7 separate regions of the Homo sapiens genome follow, and all the other regions are linked to region 1. Evidence: chromatin contacts called from ENCODE Hi-C or POLR2A ChIA-PET data. All regions are on one chromosome and are shown on one strand. The core of a region is the stretch at or near the end of the contact, and the rest is flanking DNA. Distances in the headings are between cores, read along the strand shown. Region 1 holds the start of FBXL17 (F-box and leucine rich repeat protein 17). Region 2 holds the start of RGMB (repulsive guidance molecule BMP co-receptor b). Region 3 holds the start of CHD1-DT (CHD1 divergent transcript). Region 4 holds the start of ST8SIA4 (ST8 alpha-N-acetyl-neuraminide alpha-2,8-sialyltransferase 4). Region 5 holds the start of ATG12 (autophagy related 12). Region 6 holds the start of TMED7-TICAM2 (TMED7-TICAM2 readthrough). Region 7 holds the start of FEM1C (fem-1 homolog C).

Evidence for each region. Hi-C counts contacts between places; a loop is a spot of excess contacts on that map. ChIA-PET counts read pairs that join two places held with the same protein, here RNA polymerase II (POLR2A). Pooled maps may share reads with other maps.
Region 2: a loop to region 1 is called in a map with no recorded cell type, with 6 times the contacts of the local background. The contact joins the promoter of RGMB here to the promoter of FBXL17 in region 1. A Hi-C loop is called at or near these places in 1 of 37 single-sample maps with no recorded cell type and 5 of 50 pooled maps. POLR2A ChIA-PET finds 5 or more read pairs at or near these places in 1 of 52 experiments (IMR-90).
Region 3: a map with no recorded cell type shows a loop between it and region 1 (12-fold over the local background). The contact joins the promoter of CHD1-DT here to the promoter of FBXL17 in region 1. A Hi-C loop is called at or near these places in 2 of 37 single-sample maps with no recorded cell type and 6 of 50 pooled maps. POLR2A ChIA-PET finds 5 or more read pairs at or near these places in 2 of 52 experiments (CD4-positive, alpha-beta T cell and activated T-cell).
Region 4: a map of natural killer cell shows a loop between it and region 1 (10-fold over the local background). The contact joins the promoter of ST8SIA4 here to the promoter of FBXL17 in region 1. A Hi-C loop is called at or near these places in 2 of 168 maps with a recorded cell type or tissue (naive thymus-derived CD4-positive, alpha-beta T cell and natural killer cell), 1 of 37 single-sample maps with no recorded cell type and 7 of 50 pooled maps. POLR2A ChIA-PET finds 5 or more read pairs at or near these places in 1 of 52 experiments (CD4-positive, alpha-beta T cell).
Region 5: a loop to region 1 is called in a pooled map, with 12 times the contacts of the local background. The contact joins the promoter of ATG12 here to the promoter of FBXL17 in region 1. A Hi-C loop is called at or near these places in 2 of 37 single-sample maps with no recorded cell type and 8 of 50 pooled maps. POLR2A ChIA-PET finds 5 or more read pairs at or near these places in 3 of 52 experiments (CD4-positive, alpha-beta T cell, CD4-positive, alpha-beta memory T cell and activated B cell).
Region 6: a loop to region 1 is called in a map of B cell, with 25 times the contacts of the local background. The contact joins the promoter of TMED7-TICAM2 here to the promoter of FBXL17 in region 1. A Hi-C loop is called at or near these places in 2 of 168 maps with a recorded cell type or tissue (B cell and naive thymus-derived CD4-positive, alpha-beta T cell) and 9 of 50 pooled maps. POLR2A ChIA-PET finds 5 or more read pairs at or near these places in 1 of 52 experiments (CD4-positive, alpha-beta T cell).
Region 7: a loop to region 1 is called in a map of CD8-positive, alpha-beta T cell, with 28 times the contacts of the local background. The contact joins the promoter of FEM1C here to the promoter of FBXL17 in region 1. A Hi-C loop is called at or near these places in 3 of 168 maps with a recorded cell type or tissue (CD8-positive, alpha-beta T cell and naive thymus-derived CD4-positive, alpha-beta T cell) and 10 of 50 pooled maps. POLR2A ChIA-PET finds 5 or more read pairs at or near these places in 2 of 52 experiments (CD4-positive, alpha-beta memory T cell and naive thymus-derived CD8-positive, alpha-beta T cell).

The regions. Positions count from the first base shown.
Region 1 is chr5:108,380,792-108,383,400 of GRCh38, reverse strand. It overlaps FBXL17 (F-box and leucine rich repeat protein 17), which reads left to right and starts at 1,303. Exons shown (of 9, transcript NM_001163315.3): 1 at 1,303-2,609. The coding sequence starts at 1,710. RefSeq lists an enhancer at 933-1,052 and silencers at 1,153-1,402, 1,603-2,352, 2,373-2,452.
Region 2 is chr5:98,772,356-98,774,964 of GRCh38, reverse strand. RGMB (repulsive guidance molecule BMP co-receptor b) reads right to left here and starts at 1,302. Exons shown (of 3, transcript NM_001366508.1): 1 at 759-1,302. The coding sequence starts at 894. RGMB-AS1 (RGMB antisense RNA 1) reads left to right here and starts at 1,881. Exons shown (of 2, transcript NR_033932.1): 1 at 1,881-2,343. RefSeq lists enhancers at 66-185, 441-940, 1,676-1,725 and a silencer at 826-1,455.
Region 3 is chr5:98,927,282-98,929,890 of GRCh38, reverse strand. CHD1-DT (CHD1 divergent transcript) reads right to left here and starts at 1,329. Exons shown (of 4, transcript NR_151718.1): 1 at 1,249-1,329. It overlaps CHD1 (chromodomain helicase DNA binding protein 1), which reads left to right and starts at 884. Exons shown (of 36, transcript NM_001270.4): 1 at 884-1,352. It overlaps LOC100289230 (a long non-coding RNA gene), which reads right to left and starts at 757. Exons shown (of 1, transcript NR_036530.1): 1 at 1-757. RefSeq lists enhancers at 151-480, 1-867 and silencers at 641-850, 1,111-1,740.
Region 4 is chr5:100,901,969-100,904,577 of GRCh38, reverse strand. It overlaps ST8SIA4 (ST8 alpha-N-acetyl-neuraminide alpha-2,8-sialyltransferase 4), which reads left to right and starts at 1,296. Exons shown (of 5, transcript NM_005668.6): 1 at 1,296-1,735. The coding sequence starts at 1,623. It overlaps LOC107986437 (a long non-coding RNA gene), which reads right to left and starts at 1,170. Exons shown (of 2, transcript XR_001742825.3): 1 at 1-1,170. RefSeq lists enhancers at 1-133, 914-1,153, 1,639-2,208.
Region 5 is chr5:115,840,315-115,842,923 of GRCh38, reverse strand. ATG12 (autophagy related 12) reads left to right here and starts at 1,359. Exons shown (of 4, transcript NM_004707.4): 1 at 1,359-1,534. The coding sequence starts at 1,372. AP3S1 (adaptor related protein complex 3 subunit sigma 1) reads right to left here and starts at 989. Exons shown (of 6, transcript NM_001284.4): 1 at 818-989. The coding sequence starts at 886. RefSeq lists enhancers at 143-352, 1,343-1,392, 1,403-1,702, 1,091-1,992, 1,996-2,496 and silencers at 443-632, 733-1,112.
Region 6 is chr5:115,624,749-115,627,357 of GRCh38, reverse strand. TMED7-TICAM2 (TMED7-TICAM2 readthrough) reads left to right here and starts at 1,322. Exons shown (of 4, transcript NM_001164469.4): 1 at 1,322-1,757. The coding sequence starts at 1,566. TMED7 (transmembrane p24 trafficking protein 7) reads left to right here and starts at 1,322. Exons shown (of 3, transcript NM_181836.6): 1 at 1,322-1,757. The coding sequence starts at 1,566. RefSeq lists an enhancer at 1,257-1,426 and a silencer at 1,597-1,666.
Region 7 is chr5:115,543,461-115,546,069 of GRCh38, reverse strand. FEM1C (fem-1 homolog C) reads left to right here and starts at 1,295. Exons shown (of 3, transcript NM_020177.3): 1 at 1,295-1,547; 2 at 2,387-2,609. The coding sequence starts at 2,577. RefSeq lists silencers at 1,005-1,344, 1,445-1,494, 1,545-1,714 and enhancers at 1,144-1,438, 980-1,746.

The DNA of each region.
Region 1 (2,609 bases), core at 54-2,553:
ACTATAGTGGGAATAGCAATGTAGGTTCCAACAGTGGTCTTCTCCAAGCCACTGGGCCTTGAATATTGCAATACTTCTTCCTCAGTCAGCTCTCTCAAGTTATCCTTAGCAGATTTTTTTTTAAACACCTGCCACTTCTCTTCCACCCTTCAGCAGGTAACCAAGCTCTATCTGAAGCAAAACAGAAACCAACAGAAAGGAACTCTTTCACCTTCCTGCTAGAAACATCCACCTCTCTGTATCCGTCCTTTATCTACCTTTCCTCATTCTCTGTAATCACAATGAAGAAAGTATCCTTCCTAAAGCACTCTCCATTCCACCTTCTCCTCTTATTTCTCTCACTAGAGTGGCTCATTCCCATGGTATTTGCCTCCTCTAATTTTTCGCTTGTGAAAGCTAACCTCTCCGCACCAGGTACCGCTCTAGCAGCTGCCCTAGCTCTTTAGCCTCGATATAGTCAAACCTTCTAAAGGACTGCCTGCATAGCTGTTTCCTCTTTCTCATCTGGATCACCAACGTTTGTCATATAGCAGGCACTGCACCGTCATGTTTAAAATATACAACAGACGGCTAGACAGGATTCCGAGGGTGTAGACAATAAAGTGATCTACAGTTTGTAGCCTGGGTGTTGAATGGCTCACTGGGTGGGGAAGCTGTTATCTTTCTGCTGTGCACAGGTAATTTGATATATGCTTTCATTCTGAAATAAAGTTGTGGAAAGGCAGTAGTACGCAACAATTAAGAAAACACAAGTGGGTAAACAGTGGTGCCGCACAACCAATCAACCCCTCACATGACTTCGGTGCGCATCACCCAGGGGCCGCATCTGCCACTCTGCCCGAAGCGCGGTCAGCGCCCACACTGGCCCTTCCGGCGGAACCCGCCTCGCGGCTTCGAAGTGGCCTCGGTTTCCGAGTCAGGGGTGGTGACAGGGGTGGAAGGTGAGGGGAAGAGCCCAGCGGCTCCCGGCCAATGGCAGCTCTTGAACTTACACCTCGAGACGTCAGCGCGGCTGTGTAAACGGATGTCACACAGCTGGCTCGGAAGTGTCTCCTCCCGCCTCAGAAACGCGGCGCACGCCCAGCAGCTTCGGAAAAACCTTAGGCGGTGGGAGGGAGGGGCGTGCGCCGCACCCCGCAAGCCCAGAGCTCCGTGCCCTAGCCGGCCGGCTTCTTCCCGTAGTGCCGGTGTGACGGCCGTCCCGGGTGAGCAGCCGGGTGCCGGCGTCCCCGCCACGAGCGCGCCACCGCAACTGGCTCCGCCCCCTGCCGGAACGGGCCGCGCGCTCCTGCGGCTCCGAGCAGAGTCGCGGGTGCGCGCGCCGGCGGCGGATCCGCAGTTAAAATGGTCCGAGCGGGACCCGGCCTTTCCCCGGCCGCTCCGCTGACTGACTGAGCCGGCTGGCCGGGCCCGGACTGGTCGCCTAGCCGGCAGGCTCGCTCGCTCCCTCCCTCGCGTCCCCAAAGCTCGCGCCCATCGTTCTCCCGGCTTCCCTGGGCAAAGCATGTAGCCCCCGTCGGGCACTCCGGCGGCCCGCAGCTGACGCCCACCCCCCACCGTCGCGTGTGTGCCCGTGTGTGCGTGTGTGTGCGCAGGAAGGGCGACCCCTCCGGGGGCCGAGCCAGCGAGCGGCCTGCCCCGCTGCCGGGAGCCCGCCTCTCTGGGTCTCCCTCCCTCCCGTCCCGGTCCCCCTCCTCGGGGCCTTCTATATGGGCCACCTTCTCTCGAAGGAGCCGCGTAACCGCCCGAGCCAGAAGAGGCCTCGCTGTTGCAGTTGGTGCCGCCGCCGGCGCCCTCTCCTCAGGCTGCCCCGCCGGACCCCAGCCAAGGTGCCCCCTCAGCCGGCGGCGCCCCGGAGCCGGGACTGCTTCTTCCGCGGGCCCTGCATGCTCTGCTTCATCGTGCACAGTCCCGGCGCGCCCGCCCCCGCCGGCCCAGAGGAGGAGCCGCCGCTCTCGCCGCCGCCGCGGGACGGGGCCTACGCTGCCGCCTCCTCCTCTCAGCACCTGGCGCGGCGCTACGCGGCCCTGGCCGCCGAGGACTGCGCCGCTGCTGCCCGCCGCTTCCTGCTATCCTCGGCCGCCGCCGCCGCCGCCGCTGCCGCCTCGGCTTCGTCGCCCGCCTCCTGCTGCAAAGAGTTGGGGCTGGCTGCGGCCGCCGCCTGGGAGCAGCAGGGCCGAAGTCTCTTCCTGGCCAGCTTGGGGCCGGTGCGCTTCCTGGGGCCGCCCGCCGCCGTGCAGCTCTTCCGGGGGCCGACACCGTCACCGGCCGAGCTCCCTACGCCCCCCGAAATGGTGTGCAAGCGGAAGGGGGCCGGGGTCCCCGCCTGCACCCCCTGCAAGCAGCCCCGCTGCGGCGGCGGGGGCTGCGGCGGCGGCGGCGGCGGCGGTGGCGGGGGAGGGCCTGCGGGGGGAGGCGCTTCGCCGCCCCGGCCCCCCGACGCCGGCTGCTGCCAGGCCCCGGAGCAGCCCCCGCAGCCGCTCTGCCCTCCGCCCTCTTCTCCCACCTCCGAAGGTGCCCCCACCGAAGCTGGCGGGGACGCTGTCCGAGCCGGGGGCACCGCCCCCTTGTCCGCCCAGCAGCAGCATGAATGTGGCGACGCGGACTGT
Region 2 (2,609 bases), core at 53-2,552, 9.6 Mb after region 1:
AGAAAAATAGGTATCACATGGTAGAAGGCTCATTTGCAGGCTTACTTCCCTTGGAACATACGCCTCAAGGCTGGGGAAGCGCCGACCTCCAGAAGGCAGCATGGTTATCTGTCAACCCCTCACGGAGCCCGAAGACACCCGGCTAGTCACAAAACACGAGCTTTTCCCGGGAGGCTGATCGCTGAACAAACGCAGCTTTTGCCAAAACGAAAGAAATCCCTGCTCAAAAAAGTTGACGTTACTTCGAGATTAACTCCCAGGTTTGCAAAATCTGGTAAAAATCTTTCCATCTGGTGTACTTCCTTCGCCTCGCCGCCACCCCCAACTCCAGAAAAGCAGCACAAGGCTCCTTGTCTCCCTCCGAGGCGGCTGCGACGGCGGAAACCTGATCCGAGCCTGACTTTCAGTAAACACCAGCGCAGAGAGCAATAAAGCATCCGGAACATTTGTCTCGGGCGCGCGGCCCCCGCCCGCTAAATGTTTGATAAGCGGCTGTCGGAGGGGAGATTTGTCAGCGGTCCGAGCCGAAGGCGGGGAGGGTGGAGAGAAGGCTCGTCTCTGCGCCCGGCGGCCGCCCGGTGGGTGGCTGCGTTACTGTGGCCCGGAGCCCGACAGAGGTGCGTGTCAGGGGCTCGGGAGGCCTTTCCCGTTGCGCCACGCCGCCCTTCCGCCCCGGCGAGCGCCTTCGAGACCTGGGGCTATTTGGGAACAAAGCCCTAGGCCCCGGGGCTGGCTCCCCTCGCGCGCTCCCGTCCTACCTGCGTGGAGCAGCCCGAGGCTGAACAGCAGCAGCAGCAGCAGCTCCAGCGGCGGGGGGCAGAGCCCGGGGCTGCGGCGCTGCTCAACCTCGGCGGCGGCAGCGGCGGCGCTGGAAGGTGCTGCTCTCAAGCCCATGCCCGTCCATGCAGGTCTCGTGGGCTCCGGCGAGGGCGGCGGCGCGGGCGCCGTGGCGGGTCTGGGCCCGTGGCTGCGGCATGGGCCGGGGGGCGCGCTTCGCTTCCTCTTCTTCCTTCTTCAGGCCCGTGTAGCAGATGGGGCGCCACCACCGCCGCAGCAAGCAGCGCGCAGCCGGCGCAGCCAGTCCGCGGCGGCAGCAGCGGGGCGCAGGGGCATCGTGGCGGCCGGAGGCGGCAGGCAGGGAAAGGGGCGGAAGAGAAGACACAAAGACCGTGAGCGACTGCTGAGACGAGTCCCGAGCGCGCCGGCACCCCGGCCCCAGCCAGCGTGGGCTCGGCGGGCGTGGACCTCCAAGAGGCTGGCCCAGCCCTAGCGACCACCCACCGGCGGCCCGGATATCTCTGCGCGGCAGCCCCCGCGGTCGATCAATCTCAGTCCCGCACTGCCGTCCCGCCCCGCCCTGTGCCCGCCAATCCACGACGCCATAATCCCCCGCCGTGTCCCTCCCTTCCTCCCCATTGGTTGTGACCGCACGTCAGCCCGACTCAGCCTGCCAATCGCAGGACCCAGAGGGCCCTCTCCCCCGCCCGCTCAGTGTAATTCGAGTTCCCTGTCCATCGACTCCAAGTCCTCTCTCCTGCGCCGCATGCTGCCTCGCGCTCCCTTTCCTTCCCCCTCTACCCCCTTCCGCGATTTACTGTTTCCTCGCGCCCAACAGAAATGGGCGACCGCAAGTCTTACTCTCGCCGGCGTTACAAAGGTACCGGCCTTTGACCTCTCCTTGAATTAATGTGATCCGATTCATCTTCCCTCCAAGTTTTTTTTTTAATTTAATTACCCCTCCCTGCCCTGGCCCTGCCAGCTTCAGCTCCACCTCCTTGGAGGAAGCAGGCGCTTTTACAGAGCGCCGCGCGGCAGGTCCCCTTTCAGCCAATCACATCTGCGGAACCGCGTTCCGAGTCGTTTGAGGGTGTCTGGTAAAGCAAGCTCGGGGCGGTGTTGGAAATCTGAATGTCACCCGCGGTCCGGAGCAGATAGGATGGGCTGGGAAGGTACCCGCGAACTGCCGCCGGAATTCGCTGGCAGCTGTGCGAGGCTCAGGTGTTCTAGTTTGACATTTCCCTTCCTGAAAGCGGCAAGGAGAGGTCTAAGAGTGGGCAAACTTCAACGTTCGGTTACAGTGTAATTAATGAGAGTGGTGGGTTTTTATGCAGTGTAATTATGCCACGATTTGTTGTTGCTCAGTGGCTTTTTCACAAATTTCTACAGATTATTTAAATTTTCCACAAATTTCTACGGATTAATTCAATGGCAGCTCACTTTCTCCTTTTATGATCGGATGGGTCCGAAAGTGAGGAAAAAGACAATTGTCTACAAAGAAAGAGGCTGCCAAGTGGAGACAGAAAAGCAGTTATGAGACTGATGATAGATTCCAATTTGTTATCGGTAGGTGTGAAGTGGTATCTAATCTCAAGAATGACCTCAAGGCTGAGAGACACTTGATACCGCCCTCGCCTTTGCCTTTCCCCAAACAGCACAGGGTTGCCATTTAAAATCCACTAACATCCAAATCGTAGTTGGCAACTGTACCCGCTATGTTACTCAGAATCTCTAATTAGGAATTTCTTATCAACCACGGACATGCTGATATTCCACACATGTTTAAATGAGCTAATCAATGGACTAGGATAATTGAGGGGCAAACCTTCAGT
Region 3 (2,609 bases), core at 80-2,579, 9.5 Mb after region 1:
GTTACGATACAAACTGTAAGCTAAAAGGCAGCAACTTAAGCTGAGACAGTTACTAACATCCCTCGAGCAGCGTTTTTTGTTGCGATTCGGCGCCGCACCCGTCACCCCGCCCTCCGGGGAGGAACCTAGAAAGGAAGGGTGGTACATTTCTAAACCAGGCCACCCACACATGAATCAAGCGGCATCACAGGCTGTCAACAACCGGGTCTCTATTTTCTCTCCTCCTCCGGCGCCCCGCCCGTGCGGGACATCAGCTCCCAGGATGCGTCAATCGCAGATCGCCCAAGCGTAAGAGGTGGCGAGAGGCCACCACGGTTGCCCAACAGTTGCGTTCCCAGGCTGCCTGGTGTGACGCAGCAGCCCCCGCCCGGACCCTGAGGCCTGGCGCTCCGACTGAGCCGAGGCCTGTGCTACCCGACACTCCTTGCGACCCGGCCCCTTAGGCTTATTCAGCGCGGCCCTTCCCGGCTTCCCGAGTCCCATCGCAGTCTCTCCCCACCCCCGTTCCTCCCCGGTTCCTTGTCAGTGTCCGCCGCGATGTCCTTGCGCAACCATCCCAAGTGACATTAGCGCCCATACCCGCACGGAGCGAGCCTGAAGCTCCCACTTCCCGGAATTCAACGCCGGGCCGCTAAGGGCGGGCACCCAAGCGAGGATCAGCGGACTAAGGCCGCGACCAGAGTCCAGCGGTCTCCGCGCAGTCAGAGTCCGACAGCCTCTGCGCATCCGCCGTGCGCACTCCCATTCGTGCGCGTGCGCGCACTCGCCCCCCCCGCCCCGCCCCAGCACCAATCGCTTTTTTCCTACGCCCACGACCCTTCAACGTAGTCCCTCCCGCCTCCCGCGCGCGAGCAGAAAGGCTTCGGCGTGCGCGCGCCCGCCCGCCTCGCGCTCTGTCGGGAAGGGGAGTGAGCAGAGGCGCTTACGTCGCGCGGGAGGCGGAGGCGACGGCGACCTCGGTGGCGGCGGCGGCTACGACGGAGACGGTTGCGCTCGCTTGCTTTCTCGGCGTCATGGCGGCTGCCGGGGGCAGATAAGCGGAGGGAGCGGGAGCGCGCGCGCGACGGCGGCGGCGGCGGCGGCGACGACTGGTTACTTATAGCTCTTGCTGCCCTCGCCCTTGGTGCTTCAATAATGAATTGTTAGCTCCACTCCGCAGGGGATCGCGCGTTGGTGCTGCGGACCGGGGCTTCCCCTTCCCCTCCGCGTCTGTCCCCTTCCCCCTCCCCCGCACGGACTCTTGCTTACCCCGAGACGCCGGAGCCCTAGGACTGGGCGGCGGAGATCCCGGGCCTGGGCGCGGGGGAGGCCGTCCACCCGAGTCGGCTCCCTCCGCCCCGCCAAGCCCGCCGGTAAGAAAGGGGGCGGCGGGCGGGTCAGGATGTGGCGGAGAGGACAGGAACCGGCCGGGCGGAGGGCGGGCGCGGCGCGGTGCCCAGGCGGCGGCCCAGCGGCCGGGTGAAGGCCGGGTGGCTCTGTGAGTGCCGGTGGCGGTGTACGGGCCTGGCGCGCAGGGGGCGTGTGAGCGGCGAGTACAGGCCGGGGCCGCAGAACGCATCCTTGCGCCGGCCCGGCGGCCCTGCCCCGGCCTCTTCGGCTTGGTGCCGACCGGGCCGCGAGAGGAGACCCGCGAATGGCTAGCACTTAGCCGGTGCGTGGGTCCTGCCGCGACCCGGGCTCCCAGCACGTGGGGAGCGGCGGGAGGGGGAGGGGGCGGCGGCTCGGGCGAGCCTGGGAGGGCGCGGGGCGGGTCTGCGGGAAGTTTGAGGCGGGAAGAGGGACTCCTGGACCGGGATGGAGGCCCTGGGAGAGGGGGGCAGGTCCGCGAGGGAGGCTGATTGGAGCGCGCTGGATGGATGAGTGAGGATGGTTTCCAAACCTCTTTCGAGTGCCGCTTTAAAAACTTAGCAGGAGCAAAGCAACTGCTAAAAGACAGAGGATTGAAGAGGTTTAATAACTTAGGGTAGTCATTGTGGAGACGCTTGAGAGGACACAGCGCTGTGTGCGCTTGGAGCTTCAGAACTCAGGGTTGTGAAAAGGGTCTCAGAGGACTTATTCGGATAAGGGAGATGGAGGGGAAAGGAAGTTAAAATGTACAGAGAAAGCCATTTTGAGGGACGAAAGGAAGGTGAAAAGGAAAGAACGAAAAGGGGAGTGAACTTTTTAAAGGAAGAAACGGGAAAGGCAGTTTGTTAACATACTTAGATTTTTTAAGACTTAATTGTTCAGTAAGGCACTTTGACTAGGGTTGAGATTAATATTTAACATTAGGAATAAATGTTGAGTAGAACGGTTACTTTTTAGATAACCTGTTCTTGCAGAGTCTACTGGACAGTAGTCTAGAGAATTAACATCCTGATCCAGATGCAGACTTTGCTATCATTGAGTTGGTAACAATCTGTTTCCCTCCCTCTCTTGTGGAATGGAAATAATCGTAGGAGTGAATTCTCTTTGCTGAGGTCGGAGGACAGCTCTGCTCTCAGTTGGCTGTCTCGGTACTTTCTGGCTGGGGAAGGATCTGACGTCTCCTTCCCCCGCTTCTTCCTCTCCCTCCCCTGCCAGAGATCTCCTTTGTTTATTCGTGGATGGCTTGTAGGTGATTCTTCAGT
Region 4 (2,609 bases), core at 47-2,546, 7.5 Mb after region 1:
ACTTCCGGCGGGAGGGAAGATTGGAATTGGGCCTCATCATTTCTGAGCGTGAAAAACCGCTGAAGCTACTGTTCAACCTGAAGGAACACGGAATTCAACTGGAGAGAAACCCTGGCGACCAGGGAGCTGGGGACCGGCGCATATAGATGAGGGAAATCCTGGCTTCCAGACACTGTCTCATGCTAGAGGTGCCTCCCGACCTACCAGCCAACAGTAAAGACCGGAACCAAGGCGTGGTACTAGCAGAGTAGCAAGCATCTCTCCCAATGAGGGCAACGACTGGAGGATGGTGGAGAGGTACTCAGAGTGAACAATCGAACACAGAACTCTTGAAAAGTGTCCCTGCCACCCAATACAAGTACGAAAAATGGTGGGACGGAGGAGAGGTGACAATCAGAGGCTATATATATAATTGAGACTTTTAGAGAGGACTTTGCTCTTCCTTCCTCCCCTCCCTTTTCTTTCCTTTCTTTCTTTCCTTCCTTCCTTGGTATCCGAATGTGTGTGGGTGTACTTGCGTTTAAAAGAGAGGTCCATGGTAGCTGCTTTTTTTTCAGAACTCTGTTTCTCCGCAATGAAGTTTAAGTGGGATTGGAGTTTCCTTGACTTCTGCGTGAGGAGTTTCCAAATGGCAATGAAAGGGAGGCGCATAAATATCCATAAAGTTCCTAATGACACCTCTATCATCACTTGTTTCCTGCAGAATCCTGAGCCAGGGTCGTCGTCCACCACCCATGCAGAGTGGGCCCATCGGCTAACAGGTTCATGTGTGTATTTGCACTTTCCAGATTGAGTAATAAAAGTCTTCTTCCTTCCACCGCCGTCCCCACCCCCGCACCCCGTTTCACTCCACCTTGGAGGGCGTGTTTTTGCGTGTGAGGGTGTGTGTTTAGCAAAAGCGATTGAAAGAAGGTACTCTTCTTGCAATCCACCCCTAGCTCTACCTGAAGCATTCCTCTGGCGGGACGCTTTTGTAATCTGTCCCCAGGCGAGGTGCCCTCTCACCTAGATGCGGATAGACTATCTTGGAGCTCCCAGGTCCAGAGAGCTGATGCTTTGATGTCCCAGGAGAGTGTGTGTGATTCTGCGTGTACGTGTGTGTGCATATGTATGTATGTGTGTATGTATGTATATGTGTATGTGCGCGAGCTCGCAGGCGCGTAGCACTGTGAGCTTCCTCTCCCGGCACAGAGCAGGCAGAGCCGGGGACGTTACTCTCCAAGCAGCCTCCGCCCCCTCAGCCTGGTGATTGGCTTTGCGCAGCGTTTATCTCCTAGCAAGAGGGAAGGGCCAGTGACGCCCCCGAACCCAGCTGCAGAAGCTGCCGCCACCTCCAATGCACAAGGTGTCTCATCTGAAAAGAAACCTGAGCCCCAGGGAGGCGGCGCGGAGCGACCCTGGCAGAGCTGGCGCAAACAGGGCGAGAGGTCGCTGGGCAGCGTTCGAGGACCAGAGGGAGCTCGGCCACAGAAGACCCCAGTGATCTGATCCCGGGATCCCGGCTCCAAGCTCTCCTCGCATTTTACAGATTTCACCCCCGCGACTATCTCCCCAAAACGGAGCCTTTATATCAAGAGAAGGTGCGGGAGCTGGGGCAACCAGGACTTTCTCGGGCACCCAAGATGCGCTCCATTAGGAAGAGGTGGACGATCTGCACAATAAGTCTGCTCCTGATCTTTTATAAGACAAAAGAAATAGCAAGAACTGAGGAGCACCAGGAGACGCAACTCATCGGGTAAATGCAAAGCTTCATTTCAGGATATGACAAAAAGTCAAGCCATAAATGAAATGTGAATATAGAGGGTAGAGTGATGGTTAGGATAGCATGTGTGTTTGTTTGAGCTTGCGCGTGGTTAGTGTCATGAATTAAATAACAAAGGCTGTTGTTGAGATGTGCGTGCTTCTCTAAGCTGTTCCCAGTATGAGTTCAACTTGCTCTGTGTGGTTGTGGTGACAGTTGTGTTGGCCCTGGGTGCTCTCTCGCCAAAGGAGAAGTCACTGCAGAAGTGTCAACAAAGAACGTGTGTCCTTGTCCTTTTAATCTGTGGGCAGAACTCAAGAGAAATGTCTTTATTCACCAAACGGTTGCCTGTTTTCAATGTCCTATCACCTAAGGAGATACTGGAGATAGATGGTTTCTCGAAGGGCTGAAGTTAAAGCTTAGAAAGCAGGAAATAGGTATACTCTGTTTCTCTACTTTTTTTTTTTCTATTTGACGTTGGATAGATTAATGTGTTATAATTTGAATTAGAAACTCCAGTACCACTAAGGATACTTCCTTATTTGTTCTTCTACGGCTAAAACGCATGGGCGTCATGGTTACAGTTTTAGAAAGAAACTGGGTACTGTAGCTTCACACAGACTATATTTCTGCTATTTTTTTTAGTTTGTCTAGATGAGTTCAGACTCTCCCCCGCCCCACTAAGTTCTCTAAATATCACACTTCCTTCCACCCGCTGGCCTCTGTGTCTTTGAAGTTTACCCAGGAGGTGGTGCAACTTTGTGTTGCTGACATAGCTTGGAAGGCTTTTTCTGAGGATGTGAACCTGATTGTCAACTCTATTCAAAGTCCTGTTTCGGAAATCCTCCCTGTTCCGGTTTGGAGGCGT
Region 5 (2,609 bases), core at 110-2,609, 7.5 Mb before region 1:
CCATACGTGGAAAAATGCCAAACCAGAAGCTGAAATCATAACTTTTAGGTATAGAACCACAGCTCCAATCAGTCAACTACAAACGTCGCCGGTTACTTCGAGGGTAAATAATTTGCAGCCAGCTGGTAAAAAGCCTGATAAAAATATTAGGTCCTCACATATCTTCCTTTTCAATAAGGAGACACCTGAAAGTCACACTGGGCAGTCTGTCACGTATCGAAACATGCAGAAGAGAGACTGTACAGAACGTGCAGTTATCAAACGCAGGAAGCCAAAGTTCCTGTGCTATGAGAGGACCACAGTGAAAAACGGTAGCCCATCTGTCCAAAGAACAGAAAGAAGTCCACCTGGAAAGGATGGGAGTCGGCGGAGGGGGGCGAGAAGAACGAGTTCCACGCCGTCTTCCTCCTCCCGGGCTAACTGCAGCCGCGGGCGGCAGGAAGGCAGCCGCGCGGGGTGGGCTCTTGGGGACTGGGCGCAGGGCTCCGCGGCGCGGCTGGGCTGCGGCTGCCCGATCGGCGAGGGCCGGGCCCCGGGAAGTCTCCAGGGCCTCGCCCGCGCAGCCAGGAAAGCATGCAGCCCACCGACGGGCGGAGGAACCGCCCGGGCAAAGCCACGTCGGTGGCTGACCGCGCGGCAGGGAGGTGGGCACCCTGTCCACACCCACCAGGAGGCTGACAGCTGGCGAGCGCCAGGCGGCCGGGACGGGACAAGGGCCGCAGCGCGCCGGAGGGGGTCGCTCTGAGAAAGCCGCGCTGGGCGCTGCCCGTCGCCAACGACTCCCCCTCGCCCGGATCAGCGGCGGCTGGATACTCACGTAGGGCTGGTAGAACTTGGAGAGCCGCGGCTTCCCGTGGTTGTTGAAGATTAGGATCGCCTTGATCATGGCTGTGCCGGGCCGACCGGGTGGGCACTGGGGGCCAGGGCGGGGGCGGGCGCGCGAGCCTCGCCTCGTAATCTCGCCTGCGATCCTTCCCCACCCGCCCCCTCCCGCACGCGACCGCGCGCGCTCCCGAGCCGTCGGGCGGGGCCCAAGGGGCGGGGCCTGGGCGGGGCAGGCACTAAGGAAAGCGGAAACATTTCTAGGTCCGAGCCAGCGGCCTAACTGGAGTGTGCGCATTCGACCGAGCACAGACACGTTGCCCACCGCTCCTCTCCCGAGGTCTGTAGTCGCGGAGAAACACATGTTGCGTTACTAACGTTCAGAGGTCTGCGACAGCTTCGATTTGAATGACTAGCCGGGAACACCAAGTTTCACTGTGTAATTGCGTCCCCCTACTCCGGCGCCTCCTTTGCGACGCTCCCTGGAGAAAAGCACGCCCACTGCACGCGCTCAGTCGCTACTTCCGCTCTCGAGTGTCTCCAAGCAAGATGGCGGAGGAGCCGCAGTCTGTGTTGCAGCTTCCTACTTCAATTGCTGCTGGAGGGGAAGGACTTACGGATGTCTCCCCAGAAACAACCACCCCGGAGCCCCCGTCTTCCGCTGCAGTTTCCCCGGGAACAGAGGAACCTGCTGGCGACACCAAGAAAAAAAGTAACTGAATTTATTTCCGGGCAGAGAGGCGGGAGGTTCAGATTGCATCCGAGTAGGGGTGGCGGCCAGTAAAGAAGCAAAATTTAGAGGAGCGCCTGTCCTAGACCTGCATTTTGACCAGTCATCAGAAGAAAAGAAGTGTACTTTTTGATTTTTAAGGCCTTTAAGTTGAGTGTTAAAATACCATCTCTGTCTATCGGTGTAGGGCCTGATACTTGGCTGCCACACTTATTTTTATACTGTATTTTTTTGAGTTGGCCAGACTGCGAGCTCTTTGAAGGAGGGAGGGAGCTGAGTGGGGCGGGGGGAGGGGGGTCTCGGTAATTCCAGGTACTTAACACAGGAGCTAATTATTTGAGTAATGTTTTATGGTGGTAGGGGTGGTCATTGGCAAAGCCTGGATTAGAATTCATGCCTTCCAACTTAACTCGCTTTTGCTTTTTTCCCCCTCCCAGTTGGTTGTGAATTCACTCCTTAAACCAAAAACCAAATTCTTATGCAGAATGAAGACTGCTAAGGGAAAGCTAAAGGCATAGATGTTACCTTTTTAAGAAACACATTTTGGAACCTTTGTGAGTTATTTCATTGCTTGAGTCAGCTATCCTCAACCCTTTATTGCTTGAGAATGTTTCCCTTTGTAAAAGAGATTGCTAAAATTACGTGTTCTAAAGCACTCTGTTTAGAGTTAGAGTTGCCTATGGGAAAAGCAGCATATAAGCATCCTCGATTCAGAGAGGCTGATTTCGTCCTTAGACGTTTTCCCCGTTCTGTCTTAAGATGACAGTGGTCTCTGGCCGGGCGCGGTGGCTCACTCCTGTAATCCCAGCACTTTGGTAGGCTGAGGCGGGTGGATCACCTGAGGTCAAGAGTTCGAGACCAGCCTGGCCAACATGGTAAGACTCCATCTCTACTAAAAATATAAAAGTTAGATGGGTGTGGTGGCGCGCGCCTGTAATCCCAGCTACTCGGGAGGCTGAGGCAGGAGAATCGCTTGAACCCGCGAGGCGGAGGTGGCAGTGGGCGGAGGTCTCGCCATTGCACTCCAGCCTGGACAACAAGAGCGAAACTCCGCCTC
Region 6 (2,609 bases), core at 73-2,572, 7.2 Mb before region 1:
CACACATTTACATAAATAACACATCTTTTAATAAAAATATTTTCGAAATAAAAATTTAGCAAGAAGAGTGACCTTATTTTTGTAAATCTTTCATATCTAGATTTAAGGAAGAAGCTGGGTGCTCATTTCCTTTGATATTCAATCTGTTATGCTGTTTTGGTTGAAATATATAATGAAAATCCAGCTTCATACAGATCATTACATACCCTCTGAAAGGGTTTCAGGAGGCTTCTGGGGACTTCAGAGCAACACTTGAGAACCACTGCTCTAAAGCATATACTCCATAAATATATGTAAAATGGAATTTCCAGGCTGTGGCTACATATTCCAGGCTATATATATATATATATATATACATATATACACACACACACACACACACTGTATATAGGTGTGTGTGTTCTGTGTGTGTATACATATATTCTACTTTATTAGATAATGGCACATTGTTTTCCAACTTGATTAACCAATTTACTTTTTCACTAGCAGTGTATAAGAGGTTTTGTGGCTCTATAAGTCGACCAATATCTGTTATTGTTACACTTAAAATTTTTGCCTATCTTGTGGTATGTAATGTATTGATTGCACTGTGACGTTTAATTTAACAAAAGTTCATCTAGTGCTTGCTATGTACCAACCACTTCTAGGTACTTTTTCCAAATATTGGTACTTTGTAATAATTCTCTATGGTAGGTGCTATTATCTCCATTCTACAGATACACACTGAGGCAGAGAATTTAAGCAAGTGGCCGGACGTCACACAGCCAGTACGTGGCAAAGCAGGGATTAAGCACTCCTGCAGTCTGCTCTTAGAATTCGCGCTCCTTGCCCAGCTGCTTCCCCCAAATATTTATTATTACTTATGAGAAAACTCCGCAAATTGCAAAGCGCTCTACCACCAACGATTAGCACCCTAGGGCAAAATGAGCCCTTTACCACTCCCTAGATGCTCCCCAGCGCTAAGTTCCCAGCGGAGGTTGCAGTGAGCGCAGATCGCGCCACTGCACTCCAGCCTGGGTGACAGGGCGAGACTCTTGTCTCAAAAAAAAAAAAAAAAAAACAACAAAAAAAGCCAGTGATTGGAGCGTAATTACCCTCGCCAACCGCCTGTAACCACGGCGGCCGCCACGCCCCGTTTCCTGGTCTCGCCCCTCTCCGCCCACGACTCTGGCCCCGCCCCTCGTCCCAGGCTGCAACGGAGGCAGAGCCAACGCCTCGCGGGCTTCCACGTACGCACTCCAACGCGTGTTCCCGGAGAAGAACGCATCCGGGTCACGGGAGCCGGTGTCTCAGGCTCCGCCCCTTCACCCCCCGAAAGGCTAATCCCCACTTCCGACCCTCTCAGGCCTTTTCCGCTTCTCTTTTACCTCCCCAGGTCCGCCCGTCTGCGCCCCTCACAGGAAGCCGGAGGGTCGCTCTGATCCCGAATCTCCCACAGGCGTGAACCTGCTCTGCTGTGTATCTTTGCGGGGTGGCCTGCGCTGAGGCCTGCCGCGCGCGGTGAGTCCGCGCAGACCTGACCCTGCGTCTCGCAGCTCGGTTGAGGCCGCCGCCGCCTTCTCGGGATGCCGCGGCCGGGGTCCGCGCAGCGCTGGGCGGCCGTCGCGGGCCGTTGGGGGTGCAGGCTGCTCGCACTGCTGCTACTGGTGCCTGGACCCGGCGGCGCCTCTGAGATCACCTTCGAGCTTCCTGACAACGCCAAGCAGTGCTTCTACGAGGACATCGCTCAGGGCACCAAGTGCACCCTGGAGTTCCAGGTATCAGGGGCCTAGCAGTCCCTGGGCCCCAACTCGCGGCTCCAGGATTGGGGGTGTAACTTGAGGGATGGCACTTTCCTGTCCGTGTTTCCCCGTTCTTAGGCTAATTCAAAAATCGCTTCTAGGTAGCTGATGCCCAGCATTTGACTTTCCTCTAATAAACCTTGGGTGAGAGATGTTAAGACCGGGTGTTAAAATATATGAATTCCAGAAATGCTCCCTTTAGCATTTCTTTCCATCTCATTTTTAAGGCCTATTGAACTTTCTTCCTTAAAAGATTCCCTTAAAGAAAATCATTTATACTCTGTAGTACCCAGTGTCAACCCTCTACTCTCTAATCCACACCTCCAATTTAATTGGATTTGGAGTGCTGCCAATGTCTAACTTCATTGCTTTTCAGTTTTACCAATATTAGGACTGTTGGTTAATACGGTCCTTGTCATTGGAAGAGCTCCATTACAGGTTGAACGGCCATTTGCCAAGGGAGTTGTAGAAAGAATTGCTGTGATAAATGAGAGGCCCCTTCTGATATTTGGGATTATATAAAAAAGAAACTTTAACAGAATGTGGTTTATTCGGTTGGTTAGAACAGTCTTTACTGAGCTTCAATTTTGGTTGGTAGGCGCATTTAACATTTGAGTAGCTATTGAATACTAGGTGCCAGTGGTACAGAAGTGGTCGAAACAGATAGGGTCACTGCCATCATTCATGATTCCCCTCTCACCCTGCTTTTCTTAACTGGTATCTGCTCATTCATCAGAACTGTGCCTTAAGAGCAGTAAGTAGGATCCATGAAGGAAGACTTCCTTTGGAAAATTATTTTAAGCTGAACTTTAAAGGATGAGCTATAAA
Region 7 (2,609 bases), core at 46-2,545, 7.2 Mb before region 1:
TTTAGTGCTGCATGACTTCTAACATAACGTTATGGATTACATATGCTGAGGGTCAGACTGCCTACTGTAATATTCTATTTCTCCTAGTGGTACTAAGGAATTATGTGAGCTTAAGTTCCCTCAAACAAAGTGATTGAAGGTCCATTTTCAAAAATTCTGTTTTCTCATCAGGATTCATTATGGGCGTTATTTCCCAAACACATTTAAACTTTTTCATCCTAGTTTAATGCAACGTAGGTTTTAGCATCAAATTCCAGAGGTTTATCAACTACTATATGAAGAAGTAATTCTTTTCATTCATATATATAACCTTTTAAGCTTTAGTTCCCGATTTATTACTCAGAGCTCAAGAACCTGACCTCATTGACTTTACATTGCTCTTAGGGTTTACCATTCCTCGTAGCCTTTATGCTTTTTAGAGGCTACTTTAGAAAGAGAGTCAGTTTGACAGCCTCCAAAACTAATCACATTTTCTGAAATTTCAGTTTCCTCCGTGTGTGTTCTGAGGTGTAATTACGAGCTTGGTAATTTCCAGGGCCCACCAAAGTAAGGACGGAAGACTAGTCCGAGAGACTTCACGTGTGTGAGGGTAATACTGGTCCGCACCCAAATTTGAATTTTAGCTCCCATGATTCCCACATATTGTGGGAGGGACCTAGTGGGAGATAATTGAATCAAGAAGGCTGTTTCCCCCATGCTGCTCTGGTGGTAGTGAGTACGTCTCAGGAGAGCTGATTGTTTTATATGGGGTTTCCCTTTTTCCTTGGCTCTGATTTTCCTCTCTTGCCTGCTGCCATGTAAGACGTGCCTTTCCCCTTCTGGCTTGATTGTGAGGCCTCCCCAGCCACGTGGAACTCTGAGTGCATTAAATCTTTTTATCTTTATAAATTACCCAATCTCGGGTATGTCTTTATCAGCAGCGTGAAAACGCACTAATACACTTCCCTTCTGGGGTCTCTGAGATGGGACCGAAAGATTCCCTAAGGGAGCACCCCGAAAATCCGAGAGGAGAAGAGCCAGCGAGATCTCAGAACTCGAGCTGCCTCGGGCCGCTTCGATGGGCACAGATCCGCCCCCTCGCAGCGCCCCGCCCCCCAGCGCGTTGCACGCAGGCACGTCCTCCCAGTAGTTCAGGCCCCGCCCCCTCCCCGTCGCCCCACCCCGGCCGCGACGCCCCGCCCCGCGCCTAGGCTGTTGCTGGCCGCGGCCGCCGCCCTCCCCCGGCCCAATGGCGTGGCGGCACAGTCAGTGATGTGACGCTCAGGCTTGTCCGGCCCCCGGCTCGCAGCCCATTACACCATCCGTCGCAGCAGTCGCTGCAGCCGCTGCAGTCCGAGCCGACTAAGGGCGGGAGGCAGCTCGGGTGGCGGGGCGTGGCGAACAGCGCGGCCGGATTCATTCCTTTGGGGCGCGGAGCATGGAGGAGCTGTGCGGCCGCAGGCGGAGCAGGGCGGCCCGGGCGGCGGTGGGGACAACGGTTTCCCTTTGAAGGGGACGGACAAAGCCCGAGTGACCAGCGGCGGCGGGGAGGACTAGTCCCCGGGCAGGTAGTGGCGGCGGCAGCGGCCTGCCAGGGCTCGGGCCGGGGCCTGAGGTGCCCGCGGAAGGCCTGGGCGGGAAGGAGGGCGCCGGGGGAGCCGAAGGCGGGCAGCGGGCTGGAGGCCACAGCTTGGCCCATCGGGAGGGGGTTGTGGTCGATGGAGGAGATTGGGAGGGGGCTGCCGTTGTCTGGAACAGGGAGAGGGGAAGGTTGTGTTGGGGCGACTGTGGTTTGAGGAACCTGCGGATCATCCCTTGGCGGGGGGTGGGGGGTGATCGAAATGGGGCGGGCGAAGTTAATGACTAAAAGGCAGGCGGATTTCCTGAGAGCCGTGAGTAGTTTTAAAGGAAAGAGAATCTTTCGGGGCACAGTTTTGGCCTTAGCCGGGGTTTGGTGTGTCCGACCTTTTTGTTCTTTCTCGAAACCCGGCCTCAGGCCTTCCAGCCTGGCGCCCTTGGCCAGCTCTCCTGCAGTTGCAAGAAAGAGAAACATTTCTGAACCCGAGTCTCCTGCCTCTTTCGGTTGTACTCTCCCTGGGCGTGTGCAAAGCAAAACTAGAACAAAGCTTGGCTGGTTAGAGCTGGAGGCGAGAAAACGGGCTGCCTGTAGTGTTTAAATTTTCCGCACATGGAGGAGACTGCCTGCGACCAGAACATTTGGGTCTCTGTGTATCCTTCTGTATTTTTCTTTACCACCTTTTCTTTGGGGGTGGGGGGGGTGTGTGGGATGGAGTAGTGCCTGAAGTATAGCTTTTATTCCTTTCTTCCCACAGAAGTGGAAATTAAGAAGTGTTTTGCCTTCTTCTATAGAAAATTAAATGCTGCTACTTTTTTTTTCTTTCTCTAGTTTGGTGCCCTGGTTGTCAGATGTTGGAAAGCAGTAGGACGGAACATACTCTTCGTGGTTGTGTATCCGTTCTGGGGTGCAGCAATTAACATTGGACTTTGGTTCCTGTGACTCTTGCCTGTGTCGATAGAGTTAAACTGGAGCTCTGCTTTGAAAGATAAATAAAGCACAGCCTCTCAACTGGACATAAATGGATCTAAAGACAGCAGTATTTAACGCAGCT